Linked DNA regions of Homo sapiens: region 2 is linked to region 1. The links are chromatin loops, found by intact Hi-C in ENCODE. Cell type or tissue: IMR-90. All regions are shown on one strand. Each heading gives the region's core, and the rest is flanking DNA. Links, peaks and the distances in the headings are about the cores only. Region 1 overlaps ATXN10 (ataxin 10). Region 2 overlaps ATXN10 (ataxin 10).

Region 1 (15,954 bases), core at 3,346-11,345:
TATCACGTTTTCTTTGTTCATTCCTCAGTTGATGGGTACTTACATTGGTTCTATATCTTTGCAATTGTGAATTGTTCTGTGATAAACATACGCGTGCAGGTGTCTTTTCCTTTGGGTAGATACCCAGTAGTGGGATTGCTGGATTGAATGGTAGGTCTACTTTTAGTTCTTTGAGAAGTCCCCATACTATTTTCCATGAAGGTTTTACTATTTTACTTTCCCCCCAGCATTGTATATGCGTTCCTTTTTCACTACATCCATGGCAACATCTGTTGTTTTTTTTGACTTTTTAATAATGGCCACTCTGACAGGTTAAGGTGGCATCTCATTGTGGTTTTAATTTGCATTTCCCTGATGACTAGTGATGGTGAGCATTTTTTCATGTTTGTTGGCCATTTGTAGATCTTCTTTTGGGAAATGTCTATTCATGTCATTTGCCCACTTTTTGATGGAATTATTTGTTTTTTTCTCACTGATTTGTTTGAGTTCCTTGTAGATTCTGGATATTAGTTCTTTGTCAGATGCATAGTTGCAAATGTTTTCTCCCATTCTGTTGGTTGTCTGTTTACTCTGATGATTATTTCTTCCGCTGTGCAGATGCATTTTAGTTTAACTAGGTCCCATTTATTTAGTTTTTGTTCCATTTGCTTTTGGGATCTTAGTCATAAATGCTTTGCCTTTGACAATGTCATAAAGTTTTTCCTAGGTTTTCTCCTAGAATTTTTATGGTTTCTGGTCTAGATTTAAATCTTTGATCCATCTCAAGTTGATTTTTGTGTATGGTGAGAGATCTAGTTTCATTTTTCTACCTGTGGCTATCCAGTTTTCCCAGAACCATTTATTGAATAGGAGGTTCTTTCCCCAGTTTATGTTTTTGTATGCTTTTATGGAAGGTTAGTTGATTGTAAGTATTTGGCCTTATTTCTGGTGTTTTTATTCTGTTGTATTGGTCTGTATATCTAGCTTTATATCAGTACAATCCTGTTTTGGTTACTATAGACTTGTAGTATAATTTGAAGTTGGAGTAATGTGATGCCTTAGAATTGTTCTTTTTGCTTAAGATTGCTTTGGATATTTGGGCTCTTTTTTGGTTCCATATGAATTTTAGGATTATTTTTTCTAATTGTATGAAAAATGATGTTGGTATTTTGATAGGAATTGCATTGAATCTATATATTGCTTTGGGCATATGATCATTTTAATAGTATTGATTCTTCTAATCCATGAGCATGGGATGTATTTCCATTAGTTTGTGTCATCTGTGATTTCTTTCAGCCATGTTTTATAGTTTTCCTTGTAGAGATCTTTCACCTTCTTGGTTAAATATATTTCCAGGCATTTGATTTTTTTTTTTTTTTTTTGCAGCTATTTTAAAAGGGACTGTGTTCTTGATTTGTTTCTCAGCTTAGTTATTGTTGATGTATACCAGTGCTACTGATTTGTGTACATTGATTTTGTTACCTGAGACTTTACTGAATTCATTGATCAAATCTAGGAGTCTTTCGGTAAAGTCTTTAGGGTTTTCTAGGTATATGATCGTATCATTGGCAAACAGAGATAGTTTGCCTTCCTTTTTTCCAATTTGGATGCCCTTTGTTTATTTCTCTTCCCTGATTGTTCTGGCTAGACCTTCCAGTGTTATACTGAATAGAAGTGGTGAAAGTGGACATCCTTGTCTTGTTCCAGTTCTTAGGGGCAATGCTTTCATCTTTTTCCCCATTAAGTATGAGGTTGGCTATGGGTTTGTCATGTGTGGCTTTTACTATTTTGAGATATGTTCCTTCTATGCCCAGATTTTTATCATAAAGGGATGCTGGATTTTGTTGAACGTTTTTTCTGCGTCTATTGGGATGATCATATTTTTTTTGTTTTTAATTCTGTTTATGTGATGAGTCACATTTACTTGGGTATGTTGAACCATCCCTACATCCTAAGATGAAACCCACTTGATTATGGTGAATTATCTTTTTGCTGTGCCGATGGATTCAGTTTTCTAGTATTTTGTTGAGGATTTTTGCATCTGATGTTCATCAGGGATATTGGTCTGTGGTTTTCTTTTTTTGTTATGTCCTTTACTGCTTTTGGTATCAGAGTGATACTGGCTTCATAGAGTGAATTAGGTTAGAGTTAGGTAGGATTCTCTCTTTCTCAACCTTTTGGAATAGTTTCAGTATGATTGGTGCCAATTCTTTGAATGTCTGGTGGAATTTGGCCATGTATCCGTCTGGCCCTGGGTTTTTTGTTTTTTTGGCAATTTTTGTTATTGATTCAATCTCACTGGTTGTTACTGGTCTGTTCAGACCTCCTATTTCTTTCTGATTCAAGCTAGGAGGGTTGTACGTTTCCAGAGATTTGTTCATTTCCTCTAAATTTTCTTGTTTGTTTGCACAAAGGTATTCATAGTGTCCTTAAATGGTCTTTTGTATTTCTGTGGTGCCAGCCATAATGTCTCCATTTCCGTTTCTATTTGAGCTAATTTGAATTTTCTCTCTTCTTGGTTAATCTAGCTAATGGTCTATCGATTTTATTTATTTTTTCAAAGAACCAACTTTTATATTTTGATCTTTTGTTTCGATTTCATTTAGTTCTGCTCTGATCTTTGTTATTTCTTTTCTTTTGCTAGCTTTGGGTTTGGCTTGTTCTTCTTGAGACAGGGTCGTGCTGTGTCACCTAGGCTGGTGTGCAGTGGCACGATCACTGCAGCCTTGACCTTCCTGGGCTGAAGTGATCCTCCCATCTCAGCCTCCCAAGTAGCTGGGACTACAGGCATGCACCACCATGCCTGACTAATTTTTTAATATTTTGTAGAGACAGTATTTCACCGTGTCGCCCGGGCTGGTCTCAAACTTTTGGGCTAAGCAATCCTCCTGCCTTTGCCTCCCAAAGTGTTGGGATTACAGTTGTAAGCCACCACACCTGGCCTAGTTGGTTCTGTTTCTCTAGTTCTTTGAGGTATGATGTTAGATTGTCAACTTGTGGTCTTTCAGACTTTTCGATGTAGGCATTTAGCACTGTAAACTTTCCTTTTAGCACTGCTTTTGCTGTATCCCAGAAGTTTTGATAAATTATATCTCTGTTATCATTTATTTTGAATAACTTTTAAATGTCCGTCTTGATTTCATTGTTAACCCCCAAATCATGCAGGAGCAGCTTGTTTAATTTCCGTGTATTTATGTAGTTTTGAGGGTTCCTTTTGGAATTGATTTCTAGTTTTATTCTATTGTGGTCTGAGAAGATACTTGATATAGTTCTGTCTGTCTGTCTATCTATCTATATCTATCTATCTATCTATCTATCTATCTATCTATCTATCTATCTGAGACTGAGTCTCGCTCTGTTGCCCAGGCTGGGGTGCAGTGGCACGATCTTGGCTTACTGTAACCTCTGCCTCCTGGGTTCAAGTGATTCTTCCGCCTCAGCCTCCTGAGTAGCTGGATTACAGGCCCCTGCCACCACGGCTGGCTAGTTGTTTTTGTATTTTTAGTAGAGATGGGGTTTCACCATGTTGGCCAGGCTGGTCTCGAATGCCCGATCTCAGGTGATCCCCCATCCTCGGCCTCCCAAAGTACTGGGATTTCAGGTGTGAGCCACCACACCCAGCCAATATATTTTGATTTTTAAAAAAATAAATTGAGACTTGCTTTGTGGCCTGCCATGTGGTCTGTCTTTTCTTAGGTCTAGTAACTGTTTTGTGAATCTGGGAGCTTCAGAGTTAGGTGCATATATATTTAGGATTATAATATCTTCCTGTTGGATCGATCCTTTTATCATCATATAATGACCTTCTTTGTCTTTTTTTTACTGTTGTTGCTTTAAAGTCTATTTTATCTGACATAAGAGCTGTTCTGCTTGCTTTCGGTTTCCATTTGCATGAAATATCTTTTTCCACCCCCTTTACTTTGATTCTGTAAGATTCCTTATGTTTTAGGTGAGTCTCTTGAAGACAGCAGGTATTTGGTTTGTGATTTTTTTTTTTAATCCATTCTGCCAATCTGTATCTTTTAAGTGGAGCATTTAGATGATTTATATTCAATGTTAATACTGAGATGTGAGGTACTATCCCAGCCATCATGTTGATTGTTACCTGGATATTTTGTGTTCTCCATTGTGTTACTGTTTTATAGGTGCTGTGCATTTTGTGCTTTCAAGAGGTTCCATGCTGGTGCCTGTCGACCTTTTATTTCAAGCTTTAGAACTTTTAGCCTCAATTTATTTTTAAAGATTATATATAAATAAGGGAAAACAGAAATTCTCTAATACTGTGCTCAACTGAGTGGACCGTGTATTAGTTTTATTTTGGATTAATTATTGTCACAAGAAATCTGACGTTTTAGGAGTTTTGAGAATTGCTAAGGTCTGTAGGTGATTTTTCCAGACTGATGATATTTCCCATCATTTGGCCACAGTACAGGAAGCGTTTGCTATAGTTTTATTTCTTACTTGAAGCAGTAAATAATTTAAATTTTTTTCTTGGTAAGAAATGTTCCATGCCTAATTTGAGTGTATTTACCCTTATTTGCTAATAAGCAGTTTAGATGTTCGTACCCTGTCTTCTATAGAAATTAGAATTATACGTATAATCCCAAATCAAAATGTAATTTTGAGCAAATGTGCTAATTGATTTATGCTAGACAGATTGACCTATGTGTGATTCATTTTTCCTAGGAGAAGGAAAGAGATGGTTGAAAAGAAATATTTATTTGGTAACTTATATATTGATGTAAAAATGGCACAGTCTTGGTCTTCAGATTTGTGTTTGTGTAAACTAAAATAAATAGTAAAGTTTCACAGTAAAGACTACCAAATGAGTGGTTAAAGCACCTGGCTCAGGGCACAGATTGAATCCTAGCTTAGACTCTCAGTGGTTTTGTGACACTGGACAAGTTAATTAACCTCACCAAGCCTTATTTACCCACCTTTAATGTGAAACTAATGGCAGTACCTGCCTCATGGAGTTTTTGTGAGGATTAAGTGATACAATGTGTGTAACATGCTTAGCTCCGTAGAAAATGGTGAATGAATGTTAGCCCGTTTCACTTTGCTGTTGCTAGTGTCGTCGATGTGTTCATACAAAAAACTGAGCATGTCTAAAATGTCCAATTATTTTAATGTTGAAAGTAATGGACATAAAAGGTGCATTAAGCAATTCTAGTTTCTGTGGCCAAGACACATCAAAGAAATGAAGAATTTAAAAAATAGGTGATTGATGAAGATTAACTTTATTCATGTTTTTCCTAGCTAGACATTAGAAGCAAGGTAAGGAATTTAAAATAATAATATTCCCTTAAAGTTGCTTTCCTAGGTATTTTTAGCATTGTATAATTTAAGTATTATAGATTCATGCAGAAATCCTTTATGTTTTACAGAGTTACACTGTTAGACCTTATGATAGCCAAGATAACGAGTGATGAGCCACTCACCAAGGATGACATCCCTGTGTTTTTGCGGCATGCTGAGTTGATTGCAAGCACCTTTGTGGATCAGTGCAAGACTGTGCTCAAGCTGGCCTCTGAGGAGCCTCCTGATGATGAGGTAAGGGAGGCAGATTTCCCAATCTCGGGTAAAAGAGAATGGACAGATTTTCTAACTCAGCCAAGTCCTGTATGAGAATTCTTTTTTAAAAGCTTTAAAAAATATTATGTAAGTAATGTATCCATATATGAGAATAGTTGGAAAATTTAGATAAGGGAAAACAGTGTCCTTATTCCTACCATCCAGAGTCAATGACTTAGGCAAATTCTGGTTAATTTTCTAGACAGATGACATCAGATACATGCACACAGACGTAGACATGTGCACATATGTATCTATTAAAAGTGGAGCCTTTCTGTGCCTTCTGTTTGCAGGTTCCCATTTTTTCTTCGGAATGTAAGCTCTAGGAGGGCAGAAATTTTGACTGTTGTGTCCATAGTACTATGTATATGGTAGGCACTGAACAAGTATTTGCTGAATGAATAAATAAATAATACATTGTAAATGTCTTTTTAAATAAATGCCAACATAGGCTGGGCACGGTGCCTCACACCTGTAACCCCACTTCTTTGGGAGGCCAAGGCGGGAGGATCGCTTGAGCCCAGGAATTCCAGATCACCCTGGGCAACATGGTGAAACCCCATCTCTGTAAAAAATACAAAAATTAACTGGACATGGTGGCACATGCCTATAGACCCAGCTACTTGGGAGGCTGAGGTGGGAGGGTCACTTGAGCCCAGGAGGTTGAGGCTGCGGTGAGCCATGATTGCCCCACTGCCCTCCAGCTCGGGTGATGCAGTGAGACCCTTGTCTCAAAAAAAAAAAAAAAAAAAGCCAACATAACATTTCAAGTAAAGAATTTCCTATTTATTTGTCCAAATCCCTGTAGTTGGACATTTAGGTTGTTTGTTTGTTTGTTTTGAGACAAAGCCTTGCTCTGTCGCCCAAGCTGGAGCACAGTGGCACAATCTTGACTCACTGCAACCTCTGCCTCCTGGGTTCAGTCAATTCTCCTGTCTTGGCTACCCAAATAACTGGGATTATAGGTGCACACCACCACCATGCCCAGATAATTTTTGTATTTTTGGTAGAGACGGGGTTTCGGCATATTGGCCAGGCTGGTCTTGAACTCCTGACTTCATGTGATCTGCCTGCCTCGGCCTGCCAAGGTGCTGGGATTACTGGCATAAGCCACCACATCTGGCAGTAGGTTGTTCTTATTTCTACTTATTTTAGATAATACTGTAGTACATGCCTTTATAGTTACATCTTTGCACATTTCCACAGCTGTTATCCTAGGACATAATCTTAGAAGTGAAATTGCTATGTATAAGGATATCACATGTTTAAAGCTCTTGATACATACTTCCAAACTGCTTTCTAGACAGTTTGCTTCTTCTCTTCTTTATAGGAGATTCCTAGTGGTATACTGTCCTGGTTAATTATTTAAACTATTTTTTATTCTCCTTAAGCCTACCTTAGATCATTCAGGTCTTGTTTTATCAGGGCGTGGAAGGGAGCTTATGTTAATTCTCTATCCCTTGTCTTTACTTCAGAACTTCCTGTTTTTATCTATTCTCCCTTTCTTCTGTCATAAAGTTAGAATTGTTCTTTCTCTGGACCACTCAGCTGTAAAAAGGGATGCACTTGTGATACAACAGGGAAGAATCTCAGAAGTGCTGAGGGAGAGAAGCCAGACAGACTAGAAAACATGCTGGCTGATTCCATTTCCGTGGGATTCTGTAGCAGGCCAGATATATCGGTCATGACAGAAAATAGATCAGATGTCACCTGGGTCTGGAAATGAATGAGTGGAATTGATTGCAGGGGAACACGAGGGAACTTTCTGGATAGTAGAATGTGGCACTTAGCTGTATACCTTGACACAACTTTGTACTGTATGCTTAAGATGGGTGTATTTCATTGCATGTATATTATACCTCAATAAAGCTGATTTAAACAATAAAAGATGATAGAGAGTTCCTTTGTATGCTGATATGAATGGTCAGGTAGAGAGGGAGTAATTGATGCTGGAATCACTGTTGGCAAATGGGCAACACTGGAGGAGAGGGATTGGAATCCAGAGTGGATACTCATCCACTGTCCACAGGCGGGAATGTAGAGAATGTGATCCGATACTGTGAAACTGTTAACTCCTGTTGTAAATGCAGCTCATGGCTATGACTGCTCGCCCACGAGAGTGTATTTCCTTTTTTGTGAATATACTTTCGTTCAGGACCATTTTGATATTGATTTTCTGTGCTTTGTCATATAGACCATGTTAGATCTTACTAATCATTTCGTTAACTTTAGTTCTCATTTTCTGTGATAGGAAAGAAAGGTCTTTATTCAGGGGCTTGCGTTTACTTTCTGGAGATAGATTTGCCTTTGTTTCCAGCAGGAGGAGCAGTGAGTCATGCTTAAGAAAAGTTTTAAAAATTCTCTAAGAGACAGAGAAAAGACAGATCACAGCTTTAAACTTTTCAGGGCACTTCTGTTTAAAATATAGGTGATTTCAGTATTGTAGTGAGAAATTCCTGGTGTAACTTTTCATATTTAGGAAAACTTCTATTTTTCCTTTGGACTTTTTTCTCTAAGATGGGAAGTATTTTTATATATTAATGGAATGGAAAGTTGTAGACTGGGAACAGTGGCTCATGCCCGTAATCCCAATACTTTGGGACGCCAAGGCGTGGGAGGATTGCTTAAGCCCAGGAGTTGGAGACCAGCCTGGGCAACATAAGGAGACTCCATCTGTACAAAAAAAAAACACAAAGAATTAGCTGGGTGTGGTGGTGTGTGCCTGTGTTCCTAGCCACCGGTGAGGCTGAGGTGGGAGGCTTGCCTAAGCCCAGAAGATTGAGGCTGCAGTGAGCTGTGATTGCGCTACTGCATTCCAGCCTGGGGAAGAGTGAGATCCTGTCTCCAAAAAAAAAGAAAAAATTGTAGGCAGTTTTCTTTTGCAAAGCCAAATTAATTTACTTTTGGAAGTTTATTGAGCTATACATTTATGACTTGTGCGTATTAATGCACATATGTCATACTTTTTTTTTTTTTTTAAAAGAGGACCACTTTGCCAGTATTTAAATATGCCAAAGACCAAGTGCTATACTGGAGCTGGCCTGTGGTGACTTCTAAGAGTTGATTATTAAGTGCTTAGAAATTTGTGAGCTGATTGTTAAATTGTTGGTACCTTGAAATCATCCATGGTGGAAGTAGTTGTGCCATGGAAACCAGCAAATGCTACAAATCAGGGTTTTCCACCTGCCTCTTCCACCCCAGCCATTCTTCTGCCAAACCACTGCATTTACTCATTGGTGATCTTTTTAGGACAAGATAGATATTCAGTAAAGTTCTCAATGCTATGACTGAAAAGTGAGAATGGAAACAGTTGTATTTATAGCATGTGTTTTTTAATTTATGTAATTGTTTGGCTTTAAAATCCCAAGGTTTTCTTCATACGTTTCTTTATAAAAATAGTTTTGGGTTCTCATGTTAATGTACTTATTCCTGTCTTTTGATATATTTTGTATACTTGTTTCCAGTTTTTGATATATTTTTGTCAGTTCAGAATCTTGTTCACTTGTAGCAAGCCTTGCCTTTTCTCTGAAAGCTCAAAAAACATTCCTTTTAGCTTTGTATTTTCTGATATCCATATATTACAATAATTGTTGCCAGGTTGTGGGATTTGCATTCTGTTTTAATCTTTGCAACCCCAGGTTAGGCCATACTGTAGTACCTGTTATGCAGTAGGTATTACATATTTAATTACATAATACATATTTAATACATATTCTACAATAAATAGTGTATTTTTTCCACATATTAAGGGCTTAAATTTTTGTATTACGCAAATAATGCTTGCTTTGTTGTTAAAAATTATTTAAGCTGAAGTCAGTGAAACATAAAGTTACAAAGTTTCAGCCAGGCGTGGTGGCTCATACCTGTAATCCCAGCACTTTAGGAGGTCGAGGTGGGCAGATTGCCTGAGGTCAGGAGTTTGAGACCAGCCTGACTAACATGGTGAGACCCCCGTCTCTACTAAAAATACAAAAATTAGCCGGGTGTGGTGGCGGATGCCTGTAATCCCAGCTACTCGGGAGGCTGTCCCAGCTACTCGGGAGGCGGAGGCAGAGAATCACGTGAACCCGGGAGGCGGAGGTTGCTGTGAACTGAGATTGTGCCATTGCACTTCAGCCTGGGCGACAGAGCAAGACTCCCATCTTAAAAAAAAAAAAAAGTTACAAAGTTTTCCCCTTTTTGCCCAGCCTCCATTTGTTTTCTATAGATCTGCATATCCTTTTTTTTTTGTTTTCTTTTCAAAGGTCTTTTTTTGTATATACACACCTATATGTTTTTTGTTTTCATTTTTTGCACTATTCTTCAACTTGCTGTTTTTACTTATGATGTAACTTGTACATCTTTGCACTTTAGCATGTGTATATTCATTGTATGTTTTTAATAGTTGAATAATATTTAACTATATAGACTCATCATAATTTTTTCATTTGTTCCCTATAGACTTTCCAGCTGCTTTCAGGTTGCTTTTTTTTTCTTTTAACCTTTACAAATAATGTTATAGTGAACATCCTTGTACAAATTTCGGTTAAGTAAATCAAATCCAGGTTATAAATTCCTGGAGTTGAATTGCTGGGTTGAAGAATTATGTGTATTTAAAAACTTTAGAGAGATTTCTAAGTTGCACATCAGTGCAACACAAGATTGCACGAGTTGCCTTTTGCAGATCTGATTTAATTACTATTTCTCGTTAATGTTTTTCAGTGACCATTATGTTTGTTTTTGCATATTAGGTTACTCTTTAAAATGCATTTATTAAAAAGCATTTTCTGGAAATTAGTCTTTCTGTCATACATACAGTAAACTATTGTTTACGTAATTTTTGTTTGAATTTATTTCTGATGTTCTGTTAGCCTTGTAGTCGTTTTTTGTTTGTGTTTAATCTAGTTGAGGTTATCAATTTTATCCTTCTGGCCTCTGGATTTTTTTTTTTTTTTTTGACAACTGACAGCCAAGAAGATTTTTGTTTGTTTGTTTGTTTTTTAAGTAAATTCTCCACTTAGATTGTGGAAATACAAACCTACATAGTCTAGTTCTTTCAGTACTTAGTTCTCATTTTTTATTTATCTAGAATTTATTTTTGAGTAAGGAGTGAGTTATGGATCCAAATGAATTATTTATGTCTTTTGACTATCCAAGATTATAAAATCTTTTGGTGTGAGACTGACTGGGTTTGAATCTTGATTTCTTCTGTTACAGGCATATGATCTTGGAAAAGTTACTTAGCCTCTCTCTGCCCTTCTTTTTCTTGAAATGGGTTATATTATTATTATTATTATTATTATTATTATTTTGAGATAGAGTCTTGCTCTGTTGCCCAGGCTGGAATGCAGAGGTGTGGTCTTGGCTCACTGCAACCTCCGTCTCCCAGGTTCAAGCGATTCTCCTGCCTCAGCCTCCTGTGTAGCTGCAGGCACCCACCACCATGTCCGGCTAATTTTTGTATTTTTAGTAGAGATGGGGTTTCGCCTTGTTGGCCAGGCTGGTCTTGAACTCCCGACTTTGGGTGATCCACCCGCCTCGGGCTCCCAAAGTGCTAGGATTATAGGCATGGGCCACCGTGCCCGGCCAGGTTGTATTTTAATATAAACATTTAATATACAGATTGGTACATAGTTAATGTTCCCTAAATGTTATCTGTTATTATTTCAGTACCATTTAGTGAATAATCTTATCCTTTCCACTAATTTTTTTTTTTTAATTGAGACAGGGTCTCGCCCTGTTCCCCAGGCTGGAGCGTAGTGGTGCAGTCGTAGCTTGCTATATTCTCCAACTCCTGGGCTTGAGGATCCTCCCACCTACCTATATCATATCCTAAATTCTTTTATTTATTTGGATCAATTACTGGTTCCCTCCAAACAAATTGGAGGGAACCAGTAAGATGTTAACAACTGGAGAAGGGAGAATTCAGAGAGGTATGTGTTTATATGCCATAAAGGAACACTGAAATGAACACACAAAAAAATGCAGAAACTGATCTATCAACAAAGTAGTTGCAGTCCAGGCAGATATAACTAATTTGCATTTTAATGGACAGGAATAATTCTGTATTAATATAAGTTTTCTGTAACTTACAAAGCTGTAAAATTGCTCAAAGATACGAAATGACAGTGTTAACTGAGACAGGTGAGCTAGACAGGAGACTAATCTTTTTTTTTTTGCTCACTTCAAAATCTTTCACGATGTTCCCTTCATTTGCTTGTCTTTTTTTTTTTTTTTTTTTTTTTGCCCTAGTGCCTGATTTAATTAATATTAGTTTCATAAGACTTTTAAATATCTGGAAGGGCATTTTACTCATTAATCTTATTTTTTAAGACAGTAATTTTTCCTGGCTGTTCTTTCGTTACTAATTTCCAGATGCTCATTAGAAACACTTTCTTAATAAAATGATTTTAATGAGTAAAATTGTGAATGTGTTAGGTGGGGATAGATTAATTTTCTTTTAGGTTTATTTTAGTTAATATCATAGAATTTAAGAGCTGGAAGGAGACTTCCAGTTCATCTCTTCCAACCTCTAATTTTATTTCTGTCATTTTAACGTGGAAAATTTCAAACATAGACTAAGAAGAAAGTGTACTTATACTCCATATGCCATCCCCTGGCTTCAGCAGCTTCCCCTTCATCACCATTCTTCTTTCCTCCACAGTTCCACTCATTCTTATGCCAGTTGCCGTGGACTGAATCAAAGCTCCAACATATTTCATCAGTTACTCTAAAAGATAAGGAGTTTTCAGACACAAGTATAATATGAAGAAAACATCTAAAATAACTAATAATAACATTTATTATCAAATAAATAGTATTCAGATTTCCCCCATTGTCTAATAATCTTTTTCAAGTTTATTTTGTTGAAACACCTTACAGATAAGGGCCACCTTATCTGTAACACCTTACAGATAAGGGCAAGTGATTGACATAACTTTACTCCAGTGTATAGGTTCCCCTTTCCTCTTCTTTTTTTCCTCTTTGCTACTTATTTGTTGGAGAAACTGGGTTGTTTTTCCTGTAGACTTTTCTAGATTTTAGATTTTGATGAGTATGTCTTCAGGGTGGCACTTAACATATTCTTCTTTACCTTGCATTTCCTGTGAATGAAAATTCGTTCCAGAGGCATATTCAGATTTGGGTTAGTTTTTTTTGTTTATTTTTTGCAGTAGTGTTTCGCTGTTGATGATACTACTTTCGTCAAGAAGCACATGAGGCTTGGTTGTCTCTGTGATATTAGCAGTCATTAATGATCACCTAGATCCATGAATTCTTTAGGGGTTGCAAAATGGTGGCATTTTAACATTATTGTTCATTTTTTGTTTATTAGCAGGAATATTTTTTAAAGAGAAACTTTCCCTAACCAATTCTTAGGTTCTGTGAGGTACACTGGATGAAGAAAGGCAGGATAAGTGCTCGATTGTTTTCCCTCTTGATTACCAATCTTCAGAATAATGAGTTGGTTTTGTGGCATCATTCAAAGATGACCAGTGAGTTGGTTTGTTTTGTTTTATTTTCATTATGAAGCCATAGCTGTAAAACCGCTTGATTTGTTTTCAGTCCGTTACCGTTGTAATTCTTTCTGATGTTTAATGTGCCACTGCTGGCCGGTGGGAGCCTCATCAAGTTGTTTCTGATTCCGAATTTCTGACATGACCCTAGTAGCCTGTAATAGCGTCTTTGTTGTCTGCTATGACAAGATGTCCAGGGTTACCTTTTGCATGGGCTGTCCCAGGTCTGTTCTTGAAGGAGCAGTGGTATCTCACGATAACAATCTGGGCAGCTACACCTTTAACAAAAGAGGTTGATGAAGCTTTGTGAAATTGATGGAGTTGGTCAAGACTCGTTTTAACATGGTACTACTAATCTAGACTTCTAATCTAGATTTTCCCACTTAACTCTTTAGCAAAAGAAGGCTATGATATAAAATTAAAGATCCAAGACATTAAAAATATGAGTTGTTTTTTGCTATTTATTTTGAGATTTCAGAATACTATATTAATGTATTACCTTTAAATCTCTTAATTAGAAAACAGTAAATACACATTTAGAACTAACAAGGAAGTAATTTGTCTTTCTTTTGAAGAATGTTATCTCTTTTTTTTTTTTTTTTTTTTTTGTTTGAGGCAGAGTCTTGCTCTGTTGCCCAGGCTACAGTCCAGTGGCGTGATCTTGGCTCACTGCAACCTCTGCCTCCTAGGTTGAAACGATTCTACTGCCTCAGCCTCCCTAGTAGCTGGGATTACAGGCACCCACCACCAAGCGTGGCTAATTTTTATATTTTTTTTTACTAGAGACGGGATTTCACCATATTGACCAGGCTGATCTTGAGCTCTTGACCTCAAGTGATCTTCTGGCCTCGGCCTCCCAATGTGAAGAATGTTATCTTTATGGACTAACTTTATAATCTCTGCCACATTTTGTCAAATGATGGGTACTTTAAAAATGGGGTTCAAAATCTATACAAAAGTTACATTTAAAATTTTTGTATAGACTACTTAATGCTATGCAGTTGGTACTGGGTAGTTTCTTGGTCATGCAGTGTATTTGATAAATTATTTAGTAGCTATGTGAAGTAGCATTTTCAAACAGTACTGTCTTTCTAATCTACCAAGATATTGCATAGAAGTTCATATTTACCCAGAAATTATGCAAGTTCTTAAAGCCAGAGTTTTTTCAACCACAGCATTTTACAGGATTTCTGTGGACAAGAAATTAATGTATTTTATGGGATATTTGTATCTTTAAAGTGGAATTTGCATGCTGGGAATGCTTTAAAAAGAAAGTATTTGCATAAATGTCATGTACATAGCTAGTAATTTTGAACATTTATTCCACTGTTGGAATGTCTTTTTGCTTGAATAAGAACTTTTCTGACTCTTTGCTCCAAGAAGACACATAATGACACATAATCTTGCATTCTTGATGGCAGATGTCTGCTGTTAGTGAAAATGATGAGTCGTGTACATATTTCATACTTCTGTTTTGTTCTTCATAGTTTTGTTTTTCTCTTTGACTTATTACAAGCACAGACTCTTTAAATTTATTGAAATATTTTATTCTCTTACAGTTATTTATAACAGTTAAATAATTTCTCTTAAAATATGCTAAAAAGTTATGTTTTCTTTTCTTTCTAGGAGGCACTGGCTACAATTAGGCTTCTCGACGTCCTGTGCGAAATGACTGTGAATACTGAGCTGCTCGGCTATCTGCAGGTTTTCCCTGGCTTGCTGGAAAGAGTGATTGGTGAGTGAAATATCACACATTGTATTTTTAGCTAAGAAATCTTTGGCTTGTCATACTGTAATATAAATCCAAATACAAATCCTTAATTTTCAGTGTACTTTGGGAATTTTGTGAATATATTTTTTTGAGAGGAATCACAGTGTTGTAACAGTTCAGGCAGGCCAGATAAACCTGAGCCCATGTGTTTGTTCAGCCACTTCCCTTCTGTTAACTGAAGATTCCTTCTCAGTAATGTGAGGATAACAATGCCTGTTATGCATATAGTAGATGTTTCATCAATATAGGATGTGATGAAGAAGGTGGGGCAGGCAGGTTTGCGATGATGATTGTGGTTTTATATTACTATAGCTTTGTAAAATGTGGCAGTAAATTTTTCCCATTTACATTTAGTGAACACATAGAATGGTGTTTTATACATATTATATATACAAATCTTATGAGAAAAAGGTTTTAAACAAGAAACCATTGTTAAAAGTATTACCAACCTTGCTAAAAAGCTGTTTGCAAAATAATTCAAGTAGAACCTGTTCCTTGTGGCTAGCCATGCTTAGGTTTGCTGTTCATTATTTGCAATTTTTTCCTTTAAAAAGATGATACTTACTCTGGAGACCAGTGTCCTGAGAAAGATGACTTTGTGTCTAGCAGTATAGATGAGCTAGCAGTCAGCTGTAGAGGAAGATCCTTAGAATTCCTCATCAGTGTTGTATTTTGAGTACATTGCTTTTAGTGATAATTTAAATAAAACACCACAAACCTAGCACACTTGAGTGATTATGGAAGGAGCCTGAGTTTGGAGCCAGGGTCGATGTGGGTTGCCATCCCAGCTCTGCCAGGTGCCAACTTTTCTGAGCCTGTTGTTTTCTTCATTATAAAATTGGGAAAGTGATACCTTCCTGTATAGGTTTGTTGAGAGGGTTAAATGAGATAATGTGGAAACACTGAAATGCAGTTCCTGGAAGATTGTCTGTTTTCATTGGCTGCCTGGAGGTGCTCATAGAGTAGAGCAGTGGTAAGTTCTTTCTCCTGAATGTAGCTGGAGTGAAGTATAGAGAACATATGCTGGCTTCTGATGATTTGGCCAGTTGGATGAGGGAAAAATAAGCACTCTTCTTGGTTTCTGTCATATGCATCATTATGGATAGATATTGTGTTTTAGACTTCATTGACTGAAGT
Region 2 (15,954 bases), core at 3,178-11,177, 51 kb before region 1:
TCACTTTGGGAAATGTGGAGCTGCTGAAGGAATGCTATTAATAAAAGTCCCTGGTACTGCTCTATGGGCCTTTGGGGGAGATGTATTTATTGATTTAATGCTTAGGCATTTCTGTATCATGATGGACCCTCCTTTTAGTTAATAACCCAGTCATCAACCATTTATTGAGCACCTACTATGAAACAGATTTTTTTGTTGGGGTCTGAGGGTACAGAGAGGAATGATGTGAGTGATCCCTTTTATCAGGCATATTTGGGAAATAGCTAAATAAACACATTGTAATGGAAATCTATACAAGAGGTGGTGGCACAGGGGAGCATGTGGATATGTTGGAAGATTGGCGAGCCAGGAGAGGCTTTTTAAGGTTATTTCAGGTGCTCGGTTATAGATGAGAGGACTAGAGGGAACAGTGTCTGCAAAGGGGCCATATGTTAATTTTGCAAAACCGATGAGACAATTAAGTAACATAGATAAGGTTTCTCGTACAGAAGAGACATTTAGTCAGACATCAGTTCCCTTTTTATAACTTGGAGAAAATCCAAGCCCCTGAGCCAGTTTAGAAGGCCCTTCTTGACTCTATCTCTTGTGAGGGAAGAAGTTACAGAGAACCATTGATGGTTTTTGTCAAGGGAGTGGCGCGATAAGATCTGCCTGTTAGATCTTCCTGGCCGCCTCCGCCTCCATTGTGGGGAATAAATGAGAGGACGAAGCTAGAGACAGGGGGGACCTTTAAGGAGTGGTAGCGGAAGCCCATGTGAAAGAGAAAAGTGCCTAAATTAGGACATTGTGGGGATGAGTAGAATAAATACTGAGAGATACAAGGTTGAATGGACAGGACTCGGACCAGTTGGATTGTGGGGGGGAGAATGAGGAAATGAGGATGCTTCCCAGATTTCATCTGAGTTCTGGGACAGTGTCCTTGTTCCAGGCAGAGATTGGAGACCAGGAAAGGTGAACTGATGTGCAGGTCCTGGCATGGAAAGACACAGTTGTGTGGTGGTGCAGAGAACTCATGATCAGGGTTTATAAGGACAGGCTTCTGGTCCTGGTTCTGTCACTGCTTCTCTTTGTCTTTGGACAAATTATAAGGGTCTTGTGGGGCTGGGCCCAGACTCCTGCTCCTCTGAGAGGATCCCTCCAGTTCTGATGCTCAGGGAGCCAGTGTTTGTCCTTGGGGGTCTCCTCTTCAGAGAGGACATAGGGCTGTTGTCTAGTATGAACAGGAACACAGATGGATCCAGGGGGAGGATGGGCCAAGGTGTTAGAAGGTGGACGAGACAAAAAGCCAGGCAAAATGAGTCCTCAGTGTAGCAAATAGAAAACAGCAGACAAAAAGCAAAAACAGTGAGGAAAGTAATTAAGAGATTCTTCTCTTTTGGTGGAATACATTATTTCTCTAGGATTCCATTTTATATTTGAAGAATCATAGACATAATGTAGTTGGTGGTCCTTCTGAGCTCTTCCATGCTACAAAACAAACTTCTGTCAGTGGTAGCTTGAGTAATAGAAGTGTCATGCAGTGGGAAGAGCAGTGGCTTTGGAACCATGGAGACCTGGATGTGAATCCTGGTTTAGTTTGTGAGGCTTCTTGTTTCTTTCCTTGAAAACGGGATGATGGTAGCCACTTTGACAGATTATTTTGAGGATCTGTAATATTATATGTGTAGCATAGTGGTTTATGCATAGTAAATGCCATTTATTTAGGACCTGTTATTAAAATATAACAAGGTTGTAAGTGACCAAGAATCCATTTGTGTTGAATCTCCTGTCTTATCAGAAACAAAAATTGCAGCTATTTCAGGAAGACAGTTCTAATTTTGGGGTTTCCGGAGAAGGGGATCTCAGGATCTCATTACAATTTTAGCAGCCCCCAAGTGAAAAGAAATTCTTACATCCCATTGTGGGAATTTTAAATATGTCCACAAATTCTTTGATACTCTGACCTTCTCAAGAGGAGGAGGTTAATTCTTTTCTCCTTGAGTGTGGGCTGAACTTAGTGACTTGCTCCTGAAGAGTAGAATATGGTAGAAGTGACAGTGTGCGACTTCTCAGACTAGGTCATAAAAAGCATCGTAGTTTCCTCTTTGCTAGCTCTTTCTTGAATCACCCACTCTGACAAAGCCAGCTGCCATGTCATGAGGACACTCAAGCATCCATATGCAGAGAGCTGTGTGGTGAGGAGCTGAGGCCTCCTTTGAACAGCCATGTGATGAACTACCTTGGAAGCAGGTCCTCTGAGCTCCAGTCACATCCTCAGCCACGTGTGCAACCTCATGAGACACCCTAAGCCTCTCAGATCTGTGTGAGATCATAAATGTTATTGTTTTAAAATGCTAAATTTTGGGCTAATTTGCTATGTAGCAATACATCATTAATACACCAGTCTTAATTCTCCATGCTGTGTATTAAATGCATTCTGTAACCCACTTCTTAAACAGTGTCTTGGTCACTAAAATAATTTAAACATATTGCTTATGGTCATATAATATCAGTATTGAGATATTCCTCAGCTGTTTCTTCTCTGTGTAAGATAATTCTTTTTTCTCACATTTGTTTTATACTTTTTGTTTAATGTAGATATCACCGTATTTCACATTTGTTTAACAAGTGATTTATCTTGCTGTGAGTCTTTGCAAGTCATGTTAAATTCTTTCTGAACAAGTAAGACAAACATTTAAAATTCTATTTTAGTTGCTCCTTTAATTATTTTTCTTTTTTTTTTCCGAGACAGGGCCTCACTTTGTCATCCAGGTTGGAGTGCATTTTTTCTAGAGAAGGGGGTCTCACTATGTTGCCCAGGCTGGTCTCGAACTCCTGGCCTCAAGTGATCCTCCTGCCTCGGCCTCCCAAAGTGTTGGGATTACAGGCATGAGCCACCGTACCTGGCTAGTTGCCTTTATGATGCATCCATGAGGCATCTCCAGACCCCACAAAGTGTAGAGCCAGGTGAGATGGGTTGTCATACTCCATCTGTGCTGTTCATTAAGTAGCCACTAGCTACATGTAGCTACTTAATTAATTGAAAATAAGTAAAATTAATGTTTCATTTCCTTAGTTGCATTAGCCATATTTTTTAATTTGTTTTTTTTTTTTTGAGACAGTTTCACTCTTGTTGCCCAGGTTGGAGTGCAGTGGTGTGATCTTGGCTCACTGCAACCTTCGCCTCCCGGGTTCAAGCGATTCACCTGCCTCAGCTTCCCGAGTAGTTGGAATTACAGGCATACGCCACCACACCTGGCTAATTTTGTATTTTTAATAGAGACGGGGTTTCTCCACGTTGGTCAGGTTGGTCTTGAACTCCCGACCTCAGGTGATCCGCCTGCCTTGGCCTCCCAAAGTGCTGGGATTACAGGCATGAGCCACCGTGCCCTGCCCTTTATTACTATTTTTTTAGAGACAGGGTCTCACTCTGTTGCCCAAGCTGGAGTGCAGTGGCACGATCATAGTTCACTGCATCCTCGACTTCCTGGGCTCAAGCAATCCTCCTGCCTCCTTCCCCAGTAGCTGGGACTACAGGTGTACACCACCATGCCCAGATAATTTTTTTGTTTATTTTTTGTAGAGATGGGGTCTCGCCATGTTGCCCAGGCTGGCATTAGCCATATTTTAAGTGCTCATTGGCCACATGTGATGTGACAGCACAGATATAGAATATTTCCATCATCACAGAAAGTTCTGGAAATAGTGCTCTTCTGTAGTAAGTTTTCTATAGGGGAGATTGTATTTTGACTCTTGAGTATTCTTGAAATAATGGAACATTTGGATGCTGCTTTCTATAAATTCATCTCATACTTAAACTGATACCTCATTGGTCTTCCACCTGATGAGCTTCTTGAATGAAGTGGGCACATCACATTCACTGTATGCCTGGCATCTAGCATAGAGTTGATAGTGGCAGATGCTTATCAGTTTCTTGTGGAGTTGCTGCTATTTCTATAACTTATTACTCATTGCACTTGCTTGGTCTTTTTCTTAGTCGTGTAGACAGTAATTTTTTTTTTCAGCTTCTATCAGTATAGCTCATTTTTTCTCTTCAATCTGCTTAGACAAAATGAGGTTTTCGTTGGTGTTTAATTTAAAAATTAAAAAAAAATTCAGGCCAAAAGGTCTTAAAAAAAAAAAAAAGAAAAGGCAAGTCCTGGACTTAGAGAAGTATTTAAAATATATATGATAAAGAAGTTGTTTCAGAATATATGAAGTACTCCTACCTACAACTCAATAAAAAAGACTCCTACAACTCAATTTAAAAATTGGGCAAAATCTGTGCTTTACAAAGAAAAATAAAGGCCAATAAGCGTATGATAAAGTGCTCCAAATCACTAGTTATTAGGGAAATGCAGTTAAAACTTCAGTGAGAGACTACTGCATGCCGTTTAGGATGGCTATTATCCAAAAAATGGAAAAGAACAAGTATCGTTGAGGATGTGGGGAAATGGGAACCCTTGTGTGTTGCTAGTGGACATGTAAAGTGGTGCTGCTACTATGGAAAATAATTTGGTGGGTCCTCAAAAAGCTAAACATGGAATATGACCAAGCAGTTTTACTCTTAGGTATGTGCCCGAAGAAAATGAAAAAGGACAAATTCTGTATGATTCTGCTTTTATGAAGTACCTAGAACAGACAAACTTGTAGAGACAGAAAGTAGATTAGAGGTTACTAGGATTTGGAGAGAGGGGAAATTGGGAGTTACTGCTTCATGTTTACAGAGTTTCTATTTGGGTGTTAAAAAAAATTTTGGAAGTAGAGGTGATAGTTGTACAACATTGTGAATATAATTAAAGCCATTGAACTGTAGACTTAAAATGAACAACATGGCAAATTTTATGTTATATATATGTATTTTACCACAGTTAAAAAAATTAATAATACAATGTACCAAAATCCATTTAATTGTACGCTTTAAGTGGGTGACTTTAGTGTGCCACGTGAACCCTATCTCAATAGTGCTGTTATAAACAAATCCATAGTAAGGTGCCTCTGCATCCCTATTAGAATGGCTATAATGAAAATGAGTGACACTGAATTTTGGTGGGCATGTGAAGCTATATATTTATGATTTTTAAAAAGTCACATTGTTTGGAGTAGAGGGGATGTGTTTAAAATGTGAACTCCTCCCTCACTGCTATTTTTGTTTCATAATAAAATAGCCTTTTATGTATCTTTTTCCCTACTCAGTAGTGCCTTTCTTGAAGGGAGGGACTTTATGGTGTTTCTTAGCAGGGTGCCTGGCCCATTTTGGGTACTCTGTAAATGTTGAACTGAACTGAATAGAGCAATGAAGAGCCAGTAGCTCCAGTGAGCCAATCAGTAATTACTCAAATTGCTAAAATGCTATTGATTAGTTTACCATGTAATTCATTCATTGACTCACACCACACATGATACATGTAAGATCTGTGCTTAGTGCTGCAGCTGTGATTGATAGGATAAAATTAACTATGTGTAGCTTACTTTGAACTACTGACATAGGAGTAGCTCACATGCTATTAAATTATTAAATTTAATACATTTGTAATTTGCTAAAAATGTATATTTGTAATTTATATTTACAAAATAAATTTGTAAATTTGTAAATATAAATGTCTTAAGCCTTCATTCCTTTGCTTATACACACTCTTCATTTTCCCTCAAGGTTGAGTTACCATTTCACTTCCTTTTGAAAGCCGTTTCTGACCTTCAGGTGCTTTTGCCCTGTATTCCCTTGGCACTCTGTGCTTACCTCTTTCAAAGAACTTCACATAATCACTTAATTACCTACCAGTCTCACTAGAGTGAGAGCAGCCCGAGGCCAGGACTCTTATTTACCTCTGTTTTCAGTACCAACTTTCAGGCCTACCACATAATGAGCATCCAATAGTATTTTTATTATTTTCTTGAACACCTGATTTTCTTGAGCCATGAGAGAGAAAATGAGAGCATACAAGAAAGACTTTAATTAGGAGGGGACAGGAAACGTTAAATATGACAGATGACTGATTTCAAGGGGTAAAAAATGACTTGGTATTGTTACTTGGTTGTATAAATATGTTGACTAACCTTCATAAAGAAAGTGAATAGATTAAGCACTTTAGAGGTCAACATACCACAGAGGTAAAAAATAAACCTATCCATCTGTGTATACACACGCACATGGATTTTCCCCGGACATTACTGAGCCTCTGGGCAGCAAGTGTCTTTAACTACACCAAAACACACAAAAACCCAAAAAACAAAAACCCACACGAGTCGTCAGCTTGGCTGAGGACGCCATATGGCGTTTTGACTCAACCATGATTCAGCTCAACTTTGTTGAGAGAGAACATCAATTAAGTTACACTATAAAAAGCATATTTTAGAGTGTGCTGGCAATTTCCTTTATTTTTACCTATGCCATGAGCTGGAATGCTACATGGAATTGTTTGGTAAGGTGTTCTGACTCAGCTTCAAAATACAGAAGTGGTCAGTGTGAGCCACCTCATACATTCAATTATCTTAAATGCATGAAGTAGACAGGAAAGAGTTTGAGCCAGCCGAAATAAATAAAACCAATCGAAATAAATAAGGTTAGGATTGTGACCACCAGTACCCTCAGAGCAGAGTTTCTCAGCTCTTTCATTCTTCCAGTCTTTTGTAGTGGTCACTGGACCCAAGGGCTTGGTCACTGGACTGTGGGCAATGACACTCAAAAGCAAAGGAACTGTGGGACTACCAGTAGGGTGAGCTGGGCCCTGTGATGGCCACAAGCTTAGAGAAGTTATTAGAGTTAACGAGATGATCCATAAGTGGGGGATGCTCTTTCATTATAGCTATTGAGGAGTTTGTGTACTGCTTAGAACAGTGTCTGGCACCTAATAGACACAGTTTAAGTGTTAGCGTTTTCGTTGTTGGTGTCATTGTCATCATCATCATCAATGAGAATATTATAAAACTATCAAAAGACATTTAAAAAGACTTAAGTGGTAAGATACACCATTGTATTATAGGAAACCTCAATAACAAAGACATCAATACCTCCCAAATTGACCTGTGGATTCAATGCCATTCATAATAAAATTGCAGCAGGGTTTTTGCTAGAAATTCACACAGATTTTCTAAGTTATATGAGAAACTCCTAGGTTTTCTCTTACTCTCTGAACTGTCATCCCTTTAAGGCTTTTTTGTTTTTTTGAGATAGGGTCTCACTGTGTCACCTAGGCTGGAGTGCAGTGGTGCCATCACAGCGCCACCATGCCCCGCTAATTAAAAATTTTTTTTTTTTTTGGTAGAGATTAGCTCTCACTATGTTTCCCAGGCTGGTCTTGAACTCCTGGGCTCAAGTGATCCTCCTGCCTCAGCCTCCCATAGTATTGCGATTACAGGTGTGAGCCACTGTTCCTGGAACCCTTTAAGGTTTTTTTACATGAATCCTCTTCTGACTCCCCAGTTCTTAAGATCCTTCTCTATGCCCTCAGCAAAATTCCCTGTATCCTGAACTTCTGTAAACATCCATTCATCTTCTTGATCTAAATGAAATATGGCTCTGAGGACATGCCTTTCCCAGGGTTCTTGAAAGTGGGAGGCTGTTTTCTCTCCTGCACTCAGTACAATGCTTGGCTCAAAGGTGTGGTAGTTCTCCTTGATTGTCATTGCTGCTTTCAGACCTTTTTCCTCCATAGACCACTCCAACTTTTAATCTCATGACATCAGAGTATCCCTTGTTTAATCACTTTTGTGGTTAAAAGAGACCTTTGGGTCAGTCTGCCTCATTCCTTGAAGAGTTTAGCCCTGGCTCACTTTTCACTCTATTTCTTCTCCTGTCTTAAATCTTCGTTATTTCATTGTTTATATAGATTTTCCTTTCATTATCCTGACCTCGAATTTCTTTGACTTTCTCTCCCTTAGTGAGCTTGACCTCCATCCCATCTCAGACACACATTGCCATACCTTACTTAGACTTTATCCATAACTGTAGCTGCCTTCCCCCACAATCTCGAGTCCCAATCCCTGTTTTATCTTCTCTTTAGGGCCCTTGCTTCATCAAGTCTTTAACCTCACCAGGACCTACAGTCTTTTGACCCTATTTCCTATTTACTACCCCTTTTGTTTTTCATTCCCCTTCTTAATGTTCACATTCCCATCTTGATCTGGCTTAGATCCATGGATGAGTAATAAGAGCATTTTTTAATGTACATCCTCAACTCCACTGCCTCCTCTCTAAACTTTGTTATGTTTGCCTGGTAAAACTCCAGCTCTGGTCAAATCCAACTTGTTACCTTTGCGACAGTACCCAAATAGCTGAACAAGGCTAGAGAAAAACATACAGCCGTGCAGACTGCTCTCACTTTAACTTGCTGATCACTAACTAACGTGGCCCTTAATGCTACCTGTCAGTCCCGCTGTTTGCCCTGGTCCCTTGACTCTCCTGCTCCCCGAGTCAGGTATTTCATGCTCCACCCTCTTCAAACCTCCATCCCATCTCCCTCATCCTCACTCTCAGCTCTCTGAAAATAGGAGCAACTAGAAGATAATTTCCAGGAACTCTCATCACCCTCTCTGCCCACCTACTTGTATCTGTGCCCGTAGCCTGCCTTTGCTTCTGGTCTGTGGATTAGCGATCTTGCTCTGAATATGAGCTCCCCTTAAGTTTGCACTAAATTCCATTGCCTTTTGCACACATTGCTCCAGCAGTCTTCTTCTCTCCCCCCTTAAAAATCATCAGTTTTACCCTTTCTATTGGATTGCACTCATCAGTTTATAGATCTGCTGTAATTTTTCCATACTAAGAAAAATCTCTCCCTCCATTTCCCTGAGTGATAATCCTTCCCGGATCTCAGAACTCAGTCCTCAGACCTCTTCTCTTTTCTGCCTATATTTACTTTCAGAGTATTCTCACTCAATCTTGTGGCTTTAATAACTTCCGTTTGCTGGTGACTAACATTTTTCTTTAGCTGGACTTCTTTGTTTTTTTTTTTGAGACAGGGTCTCGCTCTGTCACCCAGGCTGGAGTGCAGGGGCACGATCTGCAGCCCTGACCTCCCAGGCATAAGCAGTTCTTCCACCCCAGCCTCCCTTGTAGCTGAGACTACAGGCATCCACCACCACACCCGGCTATTTTTTAAATTTTTTTTGTAGAGACAGGGTCTTACCATGTTGCCCAGTCTGGTCTTGAACTCCTGGCCTCAGGTGATCCACCCACCTTGGCCTCCCAAAGTGCTGGGATTACAGGCATGAGCCACTGCACCTGGCTTAGCTAGATTTTTCTCCTGAATGCTAGACTTGTTTATTCACCTGACTACTTCACATTCTACTTGTATTTCTACTGATCCTCTCATCCACCAGATATCCTCAGAGTACTCTTGTTTCTGTAAACAATAAATACATCTTTCAATTTATGGCTCAGGCTAAAGTTTTGATGTCATCCTTCACTCCCCTTTTTTAGACACCCTCATAAGAATCCATCATCAAGTCCTATTGGCTCTATCTTTAAAATATCCAGAATTTGATTTCTGTTTACCGTATCTGCTGCTTTCCCTCTGCTCCAAAAACAGCCCCCTAACTGGTCTCCTGCTGTCGTCTCTTTCTCCCTTTAAGATTGATTCTTTACAAAGCAGCCAAAGAGATCCTTTTAACATGTAAGTCAGATGATGTCACCCCTCTGCTCAGAACCTTCCATGGGCCGGGCACGGTGGCTCACGCCTGTCATCCCAGCACTTTGGGAGGCCAAGGCAGGTGGATCACCTGAGGCCAGGAGTTTGAGACCAGCCTGGCCAACATGGTGAAACCCCATCTCTACTAAAAATACAAAAATTTGTTGGGCATGGTGGCACATGCCTGAAATTCTACCTACTTGGGAGGCTGAGGCATGAGAATTGCTTGAACTTGGGAGGCGGGGGTTGCAGTGAGCTGAGATCCTGCCTCTGCACTCCAGCCTGGGCAACAGAGCAAAACTCTGTCTCAAAAACAAAACGAAAAAAAGAACCTTCCATGGCTTCACATCAGGATAAAAGCCAGCGTCCTTCCGTGGCCTACTGTGCCTGTCCAGGGTGGCTCTGTCTTGTCTCTCTGAGTCGCACTTCTCTTTTCTCACTGGGGTTCATTGAAGCCAGCCCTGACTTCCCTGTGACGTGCTCTGTATGCCTTTGCCTCTAGTCCAAGCTCTTCTCCCAGCAAGATGCATAGTTGGCTCCCTCACCTTCTTTGGATCTGTGCTTAAATACTACTTTTAAAATAAGGTTTAAATAATATCTTATGTACAAAATCTTTCTCTAAGCATGTAAAGACATTCTCCTTATATTTTCTTCCAAAGCCTTGCAATTTTGTCTTCCATGTAATTCCTAAATCCACCTGGAGTTACTTTTTGGGTAGTGTAAGTAAGGATCCAATTCAGTTTTTTTCTTTTTAGATTAACAGTTGTTACAGCACCTCTTCGAGCACAGTCCATCTTCCCCAGGTCTTTAATGCTATTGATAGATGCCATTTACCAAGTTACCATGTATACACAGTTCTGCTCTTGGGCTGTCTTTTCCAGTGGTTGACTTTCTGCCTCTGTGCTAATTTCACCTTTTCTTAGCTTCTCTTTCATTTTCTTCTCTTTTCATGTTTTCTTAGAGACAAGGTCTCGCTGTGTCACCCAGGCCTGAGTGCAGTGTTGTGATCATAGCTCACCATAGCCTTGAACTCCTGGGTTCAAGCAGTCCTTCTGCATCAGGCTCCCAAGTAGCTGGGACTACGAGGCACAGACCATCAAGCCCAGCTAATTAAAACAAGTTTTTTTGTTTTTTTTTTTTTTGTAGAGATAGGGTCTTGCTATGTTAGGCAGGTCTTGAACTCTCCTGGCTTCTGCCTCTCAAAGCACTGGAATTATAGGCATATGAACCACTGCGCCTGGCCGCCTTAGTTCCTTTCATTTAGCACAGTGCGTTTGTTCTGATGAAAGATGAATTTTCAATGTGATGAGGACAGTGGGAAAGAGGAAGTGTGTGGTTTTTGGGGAGTGGGGAGAGGACTGGTATGTTTGGAGCCCTTTAAAGCAGGGGTTGCCAGACCATGGCCAGATCTGGCCTACTACCTGTTTTTTTTATGACCCATGAGTTAAGAATGGTTTTTTACGTTTCTAAATGGTTGGGGAGATGATAAAGTTTCATGACACATGAAAATTATATGAATTTAAATTTTAGTTTCCACAAACAGTTTCATTAGAGCCCAGCCATGTTCACTTGTTTAGGTGTTTCCTGTGGCTGCGTTTGTGCACTGGGGGAGTTGAGAGTGTGACAGAGGCTGTTTGGCCATCAGAGCTGGAAATATTCACTCTCTGACCCTTTACAGAAAAAGTTTGTGACCCTGCAAAATGGATTGGTCTGGGTTGTCAGGACGGCTTCGGAATCCTGGATGTGACAGAAGAGGAGAGAAGAGTGTGAAAAGAAGTTTTGAGTTCTGCGCAGATTTCAAAATTTTACCCTAGGCTGTTTGTGGCAGGAGATACAGATGTTTTTATTTTCTGTTTTTGTTCAATCCTGCCCAGTCAAATCAGCAAGATTATGGTTTTAGATAACAACCAGTGATTGTTGTTTTAATCTGTGAACTTGTGTGGATTTTAATAGTTTTTCTCACTGGCAGTTGTTAAACTACTCTAAACCACATATGCCAGTTTTTAAGTAAATCTAAGGTATTAGAATAAATCTTTTAACAAGTATGAAGGTCTTAGTTGTAGCATTACAATGACTAGCATGTAGCTTTTTTTTTTTTTTCAGTAGGAGGTCCCACCTGATGATTGAACTGTAAAATGTGTGTGCATACAGTATATTAGACCTATCTAACCTGTTACATATAATCACAGGTAGTTTTCTTTAATTTTACTCAAACAGAACTTGCCAAGATTAAACCCTACAGATCTGTTCAAACTTGAGGGAAATGAAATTCTACCTTTTGTATAATTCAAAGGATTTTTTTGGTTCTGTAATGTAACATTTCATTTATACATTGTCTTCAGGGTATGCATTCCTTTGTAATAGGAATGTCTAACGGTTGAATTTTAATTGTCCTTGTAAGTACTTTCCGCCTTCTGTGAATGAAGTAGCTAAGCTTTTTAAAGTCGCTGTACATTTTTTGTTAGTTTGGTTAAAGCAGAAATGACAGCAGTTATTATTAATAACTTTTGTAATATTGGAGTGATTGATCTTTACTATTTCATTGTCGTTAATCATTACACATATTTAGCTGCATTGTCTTGACAGTGAACGTAGATTTTGCAGACAAGAGTATACTAGGACTATTCTGGATCTGTAATGCCAAATAGTTTTCTTTCAAGGCTGTAGAGAAGGTAAAGATGTATAGAAGAGTTAAATGCTTTCATAGTATTTACTGTTACTGAATAAAAGCTTCTTTGTCCTCATCTGATGAAAGTTGTTGACATATTATATTGTATAAAAATATGGTGAATAGAAGCTATAGATATTTATTATATGACTCTAGAGGAAGAGTTTTACTGACACCATTTATAAAAGGAAACACATCTAAAACATGTTCTTTGCTCTTAAGAAATTTAAAATACAGTTAATTGGGTTATAACTCCTCCCAGACCCTCAAGCTTATCCACTGTATCATTTAATGGGAAAGGAGAAATTCGATGTTTGCTTAACAGCAGTCATAAAATATCTATATGATATTCACATCTTAAAATCTGACACGTTTTTAAGTTTCTGAGTAGAGATTATATGGATTTCTTAATGGGAAAGGGAGGGTTGAGCTGATGCCTCACTTTCCCCTTTCTGTTGCTGACTCAAAGGGTACTGATTTCACTGCCTATGTCAGGCTTGATTCCTGGCTCTGAGCACAAGCTCTGTAAGTGCTTGGATTACATAGCAAGGCTGTGATGCAGTCAGGGGCCACTTTTGAGTGTGCAAACAGTCTCATCACTGTTTAAAACTTGAACAAATTCAATTAATGGGTGCCAATTCTGGGCCCTAGAGATACAGAAAAGAATAAGATAGTCTCCATTTTTCAAGGACTTAACAGTCTAGCCGGGGAGATAGGTTATATAAATCTTATCTGATGTGGACAAGTTATTCCAGTCTTATGAACAGATCTCCAGGGCTTCATAGAGGGAGTCTGTTTGTCTGGAAAAGTGGAGGAGTTTCTCCAGGTCTGAGTTTCCCAAAGGTTTGAAAGGAGATGCAGGCCAGGCGCAGTGGCTCACGCATGTAATCCCAACACTCTGGGAGGCCGAGGCGGGCAGATCACGAGGTCAGGAGACCGAGACCAGCCTGACCAAAATGGTGAAACCCTGTCTCTACTAAAATACAAAAAAATTAGCCGGGCGTGGTGGCATGCACCTGTAGTCCCAGCTACTCAGGAGGCTGAGGCAGAAGAATCACTTGAACCCAGGAGGTGGAGGTTGCAGTGAGCTGAGATCACGCTACTGCACTCCAGCCTGGGCAACAGAGCAAGACTCCATCTCAAAAAAAAAAAAAAAAAGGAGATGTAAGTTTCTCCCAGGCAGAGGATTGGGAGATTTGGAGAGGACTTTCTTCTGGTGGTGAGATATGTTTGAGCAAAGACAGAAGATTGGCGAAATCGGGGGTTTTCAGGAATCCATGGTTTACAACCTGGGGAGAGCATATGACAGTGATCACAGCTCCACATTATTTTTTCTTTATACTGCAAACGCGAATTATTGTGTGCCAAATAGATGCTGTCATGATTACTCTTTAGTCGCTATTAATAGTTATTTGGATTTCAGGAATGTTTTGGTTGGCCTTAGCTCAGTTAAATGCTTTTCATTTGGTTAAAATTATTATAAGGGCATGGTGCATATATAACAAATTACCATGTAGCATTGGGAATTATTCACAACATAGTTCATGAACTTAGTATTTATTCTATGGTCGGGAAATCATTTTTCCCATTTTCTTTAAGAATATTGCTTTTCTTCTGTCTTGTTTAGTCTGTACCATAGTTTGATTCCAAAGCTTTTGCTGTGCTAGATACCAATTTTGAGTAAAACAGATGTTACGATTGCAAGGAATGACTTCAGGGAAGACCATTCACGGGGGAAAGGTGGTTCCCATATAAGAGGCAGACGGCAAAGGATCAGGTGAAAGAAATAATTCTCGCTGCTTTCTTACAGCTGTAAATACACATTCTTAGTCATCTCAGTAGGAAAAGAGAGGCGTTATTGAAGCTTATTCAAGTTGCAGAGCTCTACTTTTACTTGACTATAGCATTAAATAATAAATGGCTTCAAAACTTCATGCAGATGGGGCAAATAGAGGTGATTAGTTTTGTTCTTTGTCCTAGAAATTGTGATCAGCCTTAGCATTCTTCATAGTGTTTTAAACTCCTGGTTATTTTCTTAGCTGATGAGTGTCTACAATATATTTGGTACTCCTTAAAGCTACCTTAAGAATGTTAGTGAATCGGCCAGGTGCAGTGGCTCACACCTGTAATCCCAGCACTTTGGGAGGCCGAGGTAGGCAGATCACGAGATCGGGAGTTCGAGACCAGCCTGGCTAATGGTGAAACCCTGTCTCTACTAAAAATACAAAAATTAGCCGGGCGTGGTGGCGTGTGCCTGTAGTCCCAGCTACTCGGGAGGCTGAGGCAGAAGAATTGCTTGAACCCAGGAGGCAGAGGTTGCAGTGAGCCAAGATTGCACCACTGCAACTCCAGCCTGGGCGACAGAGCAAAACTCCGTCTCAAAAAAAAGAGTGTTAGTGAGTATTCTTCCATTCTTCTTACGGCAATGCTGTCACTAAAAAATGGCTTATGTACTTGTTTCATACAGTTTATTGAGGCAAGATTAGTGCTGTACCCTTGAATTTTCATTTCTTAATTTGGTCACTCAGTTGCCGAGACACTGAGTCAAAGTTTCATTATTTACACTCAGGGCTGACTGGGGGAGACATAGACAAATTATTTTATGTGCAGTTTCCCAGTTTTTAATTAATTTATACTCTGCCTCTTTCAAAACCAAGTTTGAGATACCTTAAAAAATAAATACGAGAAAAAGATAAGGGGGGAAATTAGGGGTAGTGGAAAAGCCAGATAGAAAAAGTAAGGATTCATGTTGTTTGGGTCATAAATTTGACTCCAGACTTAAGAAAGGCCCCGACAGAGAGAAAACATAATAAATAATGTGAGTTCTATTGTCTGTTCGTAAGATAAAAACACACATCACTTGGTGTATAAGAAGCCATGGTACTGAAGTTCAAGGAAAGACGTGTTTCCTCTGCCCCCGGAAAAGGGGCTTCCATAGGTGTCTTCTGCGGCAACTGAGCAGCTCTGTAACCTGGGCAGCTCAGTGTCCAGAGTTCTGAATGAACATGTGGCTCCCTGCTGGTCTGGCTCAATCCAAGGGTGAAAGGTAGGGCACTGTGAATCTACAGCGAGAGCAGAAGGAGAAAATTCATATGGTCTGAATCATTTGGCATTTATAGAATCTCTTAAATTGTCCAATGTGGCAACTTTCCTTCTAACGTTAAAAGAGATTTGCTGTTTCTTTAGGGGATTTATGGAATGAGGAAGTTGGCTTGCATTTAGGTGCAATGTTGCACAAAAAATTCTTATCTTTAGAGCTCTGGAATGATAGCCAGTGCAGGCAGTACTCCTGGCATGAGAGGCACGCAGAGACTGAGATGCCCAGAGGGTACAACCACAGGTTCATCTTTCTCCCTGGGCATACATTCTTGGTGGAAGAACAGGCACACTTTACATTCTCCCCCTCTCCTTTCTCTCCCATCTATGTAGTTGACTGTAGAAGTTTGGTGTGTGTGTTGTCAGCCTCACTGTGTCTACAGAGTAGATAGTATCCTTGTCCTACAGGAATATTGTTTCTTATAACTGAACTTAGCTACATATTGGGTGACAGAGGACCAGAATATATTCTCTGTCTAGAACATTAAATAAAGATACTCTGTTCTGATTCAGGGTAGATCCATAAGCATGAGCAGTCACTGGAACTGGGATTTGGGTTGTCATGGGTAGTGGAAGTGCTCAGGC

What was found. Hi-C counts contacts between places; a loop is a spot of excess contacts. Peaks named below come from ENCODE experiments on the same cell type or tissue, not always from the same donor. Only the 100,000 strongest peaks of a DNase experiment are listed, where the experiment ranks them.
Region 2: it touches region 1 in a loop (2.0-fold over the local background); 5 of 110 quality-filtered maps call a loop at or near these places.

Annotation. Positions count from the first base shown.
Region 1 is chr22:45,724,059-45,740,012 of GRCh38, forward strand. ATXN10 (ataxin 10) reads left to right here. Exons shown (of 12, transcript NM_013236.4): 7 at 5,367-5,532; 8 at 14,673-14,781. Among named protein-coding and RNA genes, the nearest start is that of MIR4762, 28 kb to the right of the region's middle. In IMR-90, for the core only: a CTCF peak has its summit at 7,863 (motif pointing right); a DNase peak (open chromatin) is centred at 7,603; H3K27ac peaks cover 263 bases.
Region 2 is chr22:45,673,405-45,689,358 of GRCh38, forward strand. All of the region lies in intron 1 of ATXN10 (ataxin 10), which reads left to right. Among named protein-coding and RNA genes, the nearest start is that of ATXN10, 9.5 kb to the left of the region's middle. In IMR-90, for the core only: no CTCF peak of the experiment used is centred there; DNase peaks (open chromatin) are centred at 6,227, 7,687 and 8,117; H3K4me3 peaks cover 368 bases; H3K27ac peaks cover 2,069 bases.